Regions from separate parts of the Homo sapiens genome. Here region 2 is linked to region 1. A link is a contact called in ENCODE Hi-C or POLR2A ChIA-PET data. All regions are on one chromosome and are shown on one strand. The core of a region is the stretch at or near the end of the contact, and the rest is flanking DNA. Distances in the headings are between cores, read along the strand shown.

Region 1 (2,700 bases), core at 42-2,541:
GCATACATCAGGTCCATTGGTTAAGAAAGGGTGTCTTTACACATGAGGGCAATAAATTTTGAAGGTTGTGATTAGCAGCATCCTAAAATCTACTGCCACTACCATAGGTTGTGTCCAGGGTAACCAACAGAAACATGACAAAATCAAGTAAACTTCATTACACTTCCGGGTAGACCCAATAGTGCTGAAAGGAAGGCGACAGCTACCCCTAAACTTCCAGCATAAATTCCTGCCAGACCAGACCCTAAGGATCACTTCTGCTAGAGGCTGTGTAGTGAACTGAGACCCACCAGGACAGAAATCTGAAAAAACTGGAGCTGCACCTGCCTTACTTGCTTGAAATACTTCGTATTCAATGGTAGAGTTAACGTCTGTGCAAGGGACAGAGGAAACCTACAATTTGCCTCAACCTAATCCCCATTCCTCAAATAGCCTGTTTTGCTGACATTTTCTGTTCCTTAAATCCACTTGCACTTTCCTCCAAGCCTTTGAGTGAGAGGAAAGTTCCTCCTCCATCTATTGAAATCCACTCTGCATTCTTCCCTGTACTTTTGGTCAACCTCCTATCCCTGCCGCACTTTATACATTTCTCTCAATATTTAACGAATTTGCTCTGTGTAGAACTTTTTTTTTCTCGTGAAAATTATACTATTCCATCTCTTGACCATATCTTAGCACTTTTTTTAATTTTTGAAAGAAACCGAGCGATTTTTAAATTATTTTCTGTGGCTACTTCCAAACTTAAGGTTTCTGGAAATTTAGGATACCATCAAGAGTCTTGTAGGCTTTCCAGGTTTGTAGGACCTACAGGGTATGCAATTCCTGTAAGTCACCAATCTTGGGGAAATTTTAGGGAAATGCAGTGGCGGGGGTGAGAGTAATCTCGGCCTCCTCAGTTTCCTTATTAGTAAATCTTTCTCTTCAGGTGACTGCTCAAAGGTCACCTCAGCGAGAGGCCTTTCCAGACTACCCCATCCCGTCCTAACGCTAGACTCGTGAGGCCCAGGGGAGAAAAGTAAATCACGGCCTAACTCTTGTTTATAGTCGCTACTGCCTTGGTGGAGACTATCTCCGATATCCCAGCACTAAAAGGCAGATCCAAGACTCCCGCAAGCTACGGTGGGTCCCCAGCCCAGAGGACTCCTGGGGGTCCCCATTTTCCGCAAGCGCCCCACTGCCTCCACGTGCTGCCCGCGCAGGTCCAGTGCCGCCGCCGCGTACTTCCGGCCGGAAGAAAGGGCGGGCTCTGTCGCTTTGCTGTGACGCACTTCCTGGCGTCGCCTGCGGGGGCGGAAACGCTTTGTCTGTCCGGCAAGCCGACGGCCCGCTGCTGGCCTCCGTGACGCGGCCTCCTCCGCGCCTCGCGGCATGGCGTCGGAGGGGCCGCGGGAGCCCGAAAGCGAGGTAAGGGCCGACGGGGGCTCTCTCGGCAGCCTCAGTCCGTCCGCCTGCCTCGCACTGGGGGCTCGGCCGGGCGGTGACGGGGCTGGTCCAGCGGGCGTGGGTCGGATGCTGGTGACGGCACGGGAGCGCCCTACCGGGTGGCCGCGATCTTCGCGCCCCGCCTCGGGTCCGCCTTGGGGTGGCGGTCAGCGGCTACAGACCCCGCCCACAGTTAGCGCCGCGTCTGTGGTGCGATGTCACCCAGCGCAGTGACTGCGGCCCAGCCCGGCGCTCCCCGCAGTCGGGGCGGGGGGACTCTGGCGAGCTTCCCGCGCTCTTGGGAACGGATAGATTGTTTTAAAGGATCCTGCGTTTTTCTGAACGTCATTCTCCGCTCTACGTACTCAGCATTACCACTAGATGGAGCCCTGGCGATCGCTTGCATCATTTTTAGACCCATAAAATTCTCGGTGAAAGTAAATCTCTTACTACGTCACTAAAAACTAAAGAAAGAAATCTTAGTGAATTGAAATTTCAAAGGCTCGTGGTGATAATATTTTCTAGCAAAGCAAGGTTTGGTATTTCAATAAAGCAAGACTTAGTGGTTCATGAGTAAAATGCATATGCTTTTGTGCAACTTTTTCAAGAAAATGTAATGGAAATAAACGTCTGCAGTGTGTTTTGGGTGCTGTAGTTAAACAGTCCACGTGTATTTGACTGCAGTAGTTGTACTGTGTGCAGTTCTATTATTTCTAAGTGAATCTGTGGTAAAAACACCCTTATTCCAAGATCTAAACTATATAATCTGTGTTGTTTTATTTCCACTTGAATTCGTTGTCATTTTTCACTTTTAATGTTTGAACTACTGCCTTTTCTACAAAAAAAAAAGCATTGGGGAGAAATCGTTAGCAAGCAGGTTCTTGTCTTTACGAGGCAGAAGTTTTTAAACAACATCGGGAACATTTCTGGGGCTATTAGGAACACCTCTTGGGTCTTTTTGTTTGTTTATATTTGCTTGATCTCTGAATGTTTGTGGCCAAAACCTCATATTTTTCCTCAGGGCATCAAGTTATCAGCAGATGTCAAACCATTTGTCCCCAGATTTGCCGGGCTCAATGTGGCATGGTTAGAGTCCTCAGAAGCATGTGTCTTCCCCAGCTCTGCAGCCACATACTATCCGTTTGTTCAGGAACCACCAGTGACAGAGTATGTATCTTTCTAAAAGTCTTACCTAGGGGCTTACATTTTGGATTTAATGGTGATTAGACTTTCAAATACTCAGCAGTTACTGCACTAAAGTTCTGCAGATGATGAGAG
Region 2 (2,700 bases), core at 163-2,662, 1.9 Mb after region 1:
TGAGTCTTCTTATCCAATTGAGATTTGGAACAATGCCTCTCCATGTATTCAGGTTTTTTTTTTGTTTTGGTTTTTTTTGACAAAGTTTTACTCTGTAACCTAGGCTGGAGTGCAGTGGTGCGATCTCAGTTCACTGCAACCTCTGTCTCGCAGGTTCAAGAGATTCTCCTGCCTCAGCCTCCCGAGTATTTGGCATTACAGGTGTGTGCCACCATGCCCCGCTAATTTTTGTATTTTTAGTAGAGATGGAGTTTCATCATGTTGGCCAAGCTGGTCTCGAACTCCTGACCTCAGGTGATCCGCCTGCCTTGGCCTCCCAAAGTGCTAGGATTACAGGCGTGAACCAGCATGCCCGGCCTGTACAGGTCTTTTAAAATGTCTCCCTTAATAATATTCTGCAGTTTTCTGTGAAAAGGACTTCTGCATCTTTTGTTAAATATTTAAAAATATTTTATTTGGTACTGTTGTAAATAAATTTTTTAAAATTTCATTTTCCAATTGTTTGCTGCTAGTATATATGTATGTATGCTATTGATTTTTGTATCCTGCAGACTTATACTAGTGGTTCTGTAGTTTCCTTGAGGTTTTCTATGTAAACAATCATGTTATGTTCAAATAGAGACAATTTTACTTCTTTCCCACCAATATTTATGCCTTTACATGTTTTTCTTGCTTCATTGCCATAGCTAGGTTCTCAGTACAATTAACCAGAAGAAGAGAGAGAGAGAGAGAGAGAGAGAGAGAGAGAGAATGCATGCACTTACTTCCTTATCCTTCTGATCCTAGAGAGAAAGTATTCAATATTTCAACAATAAGTATTGTATTGGGTTAGCTCCAGGTTTTTCACAGATGCCCTTTATCAGGTGGAAGAAGTCCCTTTCTCTGCTTAGTTTGTTGGAGAAAGAAACAATTCCACACTCATATTAAGAGATTTAACACTTCTCTTTCATCAGCTTATTGATCAGTTACAAAAATATCAGTAAACATTTGGAGGAAGTGAACATTATCATCAGTTACCTTTACCTAATTGCTATTTCTGTATCACTACACATTCTTTTCAAGTACACATAGAAAGTTCACTAAGACAAACTATATGCTGGGCCATAATACAAGTCCCCAAAATTTAAAAATATTTGAAATAGCACAAAGTAGGTTCACTGACTACAGCAGAATTAAATTAGAAATAATAACAGATCAAGGAAATACCCCAATATTTGGAAATTAACCTGCACACTTCTAAACAATGCACATTTCAAAAAAAAATCCCAAAGAATTTTAAAAATATTTCTAATTGACAGATATGTAAAAATACAATAAATATATCAAAATGTATGGGATGCGTTAAAGCAGTGTGAGGAGGAAAATTTACACTTTTAAAGGCTTATGTCAGAAAAGAGGAAACATGTGACCTCAGAGACGGAACAGTTCACCTCAAAAAGCTAAAAAAAGAAGAGCAAAGTAAACCCAAAGAAGACGGAAGGAGCAGAAGTCAACAAGAGAGAAAACAAATGTTAGAAAAAGATTACACAGCTTCCCTCGCTGTGATCTACTGAAAATCGCCCTCAACACAAGGGATTGTAAAGAAACAAAGTGAAAAAAAAAATCTTTTTTAAAAAAGAAAAAGATTACAAAGCTAAATCGTAGTTCTTTAAAAGCAACAAAATAAAGTCATAACTAGTTAATAAGAAAAAATTATTAATAGAGCACAAATGACAAATATCAGAAATGAAACACTGGTTACCACTTCAGATATTAAAAGAATAATAAGCTGATTTTGTGAACAACTTTATAGCAATCAATTTGGCAACTTAATGAACTGAACAAATTTCCTGAGAAGTACGATCTACCAAAATTTACACAAGATGAAAGGGAAAATATGAATAATCCTGTATCCATGAAAGAAATTGAATTTGTCATCATTAACCTTCCCACCAAGGAAACCAGCCCAGATTGTTTCACAAGTGAATTCCATCAAACGTTCAAAGACATAATAGCACCAAATGTACACAGACTCTTCCAGGAAATAGAGGAAGAGGGAACACATCCATGTTTCATGGGACCAGCATAACCTCGCATCAAAAGATAACAAAACATTAACCCCCTCCACTCCACTAAAAAGAACTTTTTTACAACACTAAAGTTAACAAATTAATACTTTTATGAGAGTTGCAAAGTGTATGCAGGCTCCATTGTGGAAGAAATGGCTCATTTAAGCCAATGAGAACCAAAATCAGCTCCCAACTTAATAATGTTAAACTCCATTCCACGATGTATTTTTAAGAGCTTGCCAAATTTGGTAATAAATTAATTTTTAAAAGGAAAGAAAAGCTAAATCTAGACAAAGAAACACAGAAAACCAAATTATCGGTTTGGAAGATATTCAAATATATTAACTAGGACCCTGGGAAAACCATGTATGTTGGGAAGGGATTTGTAGGTGAAGAAGGATGTAGAAAAATTCAAGAAGAGCCTGGTGATGTGGCTCACACCTGCAATTCCAGCACTTTGGGAGGCTAAAGCGGGAGGATCACTTGAGGTTGGGAGTTTGAGACCAGCCTGGCCAACATGGTGAAACTCTTGTCTCTACTAAAAATACAAAAATTAGCCAGGTGTGGTGACTCATGCCTGTAATCCCAGCTACTCGGGAGGCTGAGGCATAAGAATCGCTTGAATTCGGGAGGTGGAGGTTGCAGTGAGCCA

Evidence for each region. Hi-C counts contacts between places; a loop is a spot of excess contacts on that map. ChIA-PET counts read pairs that join two places held with the same protein, here RNA polymerase II (POLR2A).
Region 2: a map with no recorded cell type shows a loop between it and region 1 (6-fold over the local background). The contact joins the enhancer-like site here to the promoter of SECISBP2 in region 1. A Hi-C loop is called at or near these places in 1 of 37 single-sample maps with no recorded cell type. POLR2A ChIA-PET finds 5 or more read pairs at or near these places in 1 of 52 experiments (activated T-cell).

What each region holds. Positions count from the first base shown.
Region 1 is chr9:89,317,209-89,319,908 of GRCh38, forward strand. SECISBP2 (SECIS binding protein 2) reads left to right here and starts at 1,292. Exons shown (of 17, transcript NM_024077.5): 1 at 1,292-1,404; 2 at 2,444-2,589. The coding sequence starts at 1,369. RefSeq lists an enhancer at 942-1,161 and a silencer at 1,332-1,651.
Region 2 is chr9:91,173,524-91,176,223 of GRCh38, forward strand. All of the region lies in intron 2 of LINC00484 (long intergenic non-protein coding RNA 484), which reads left to right. Among named protein-coding and RNA genes, the nearest start is that of LINC02937, 12 kb to the left of the region's middle. Within about 2 kb of position 1,413, at least 4 of the 41 ENCODE cell types and tissues checked have a DNase peak (open chromatin) inside an H3K27ac peak, as active enhancers do.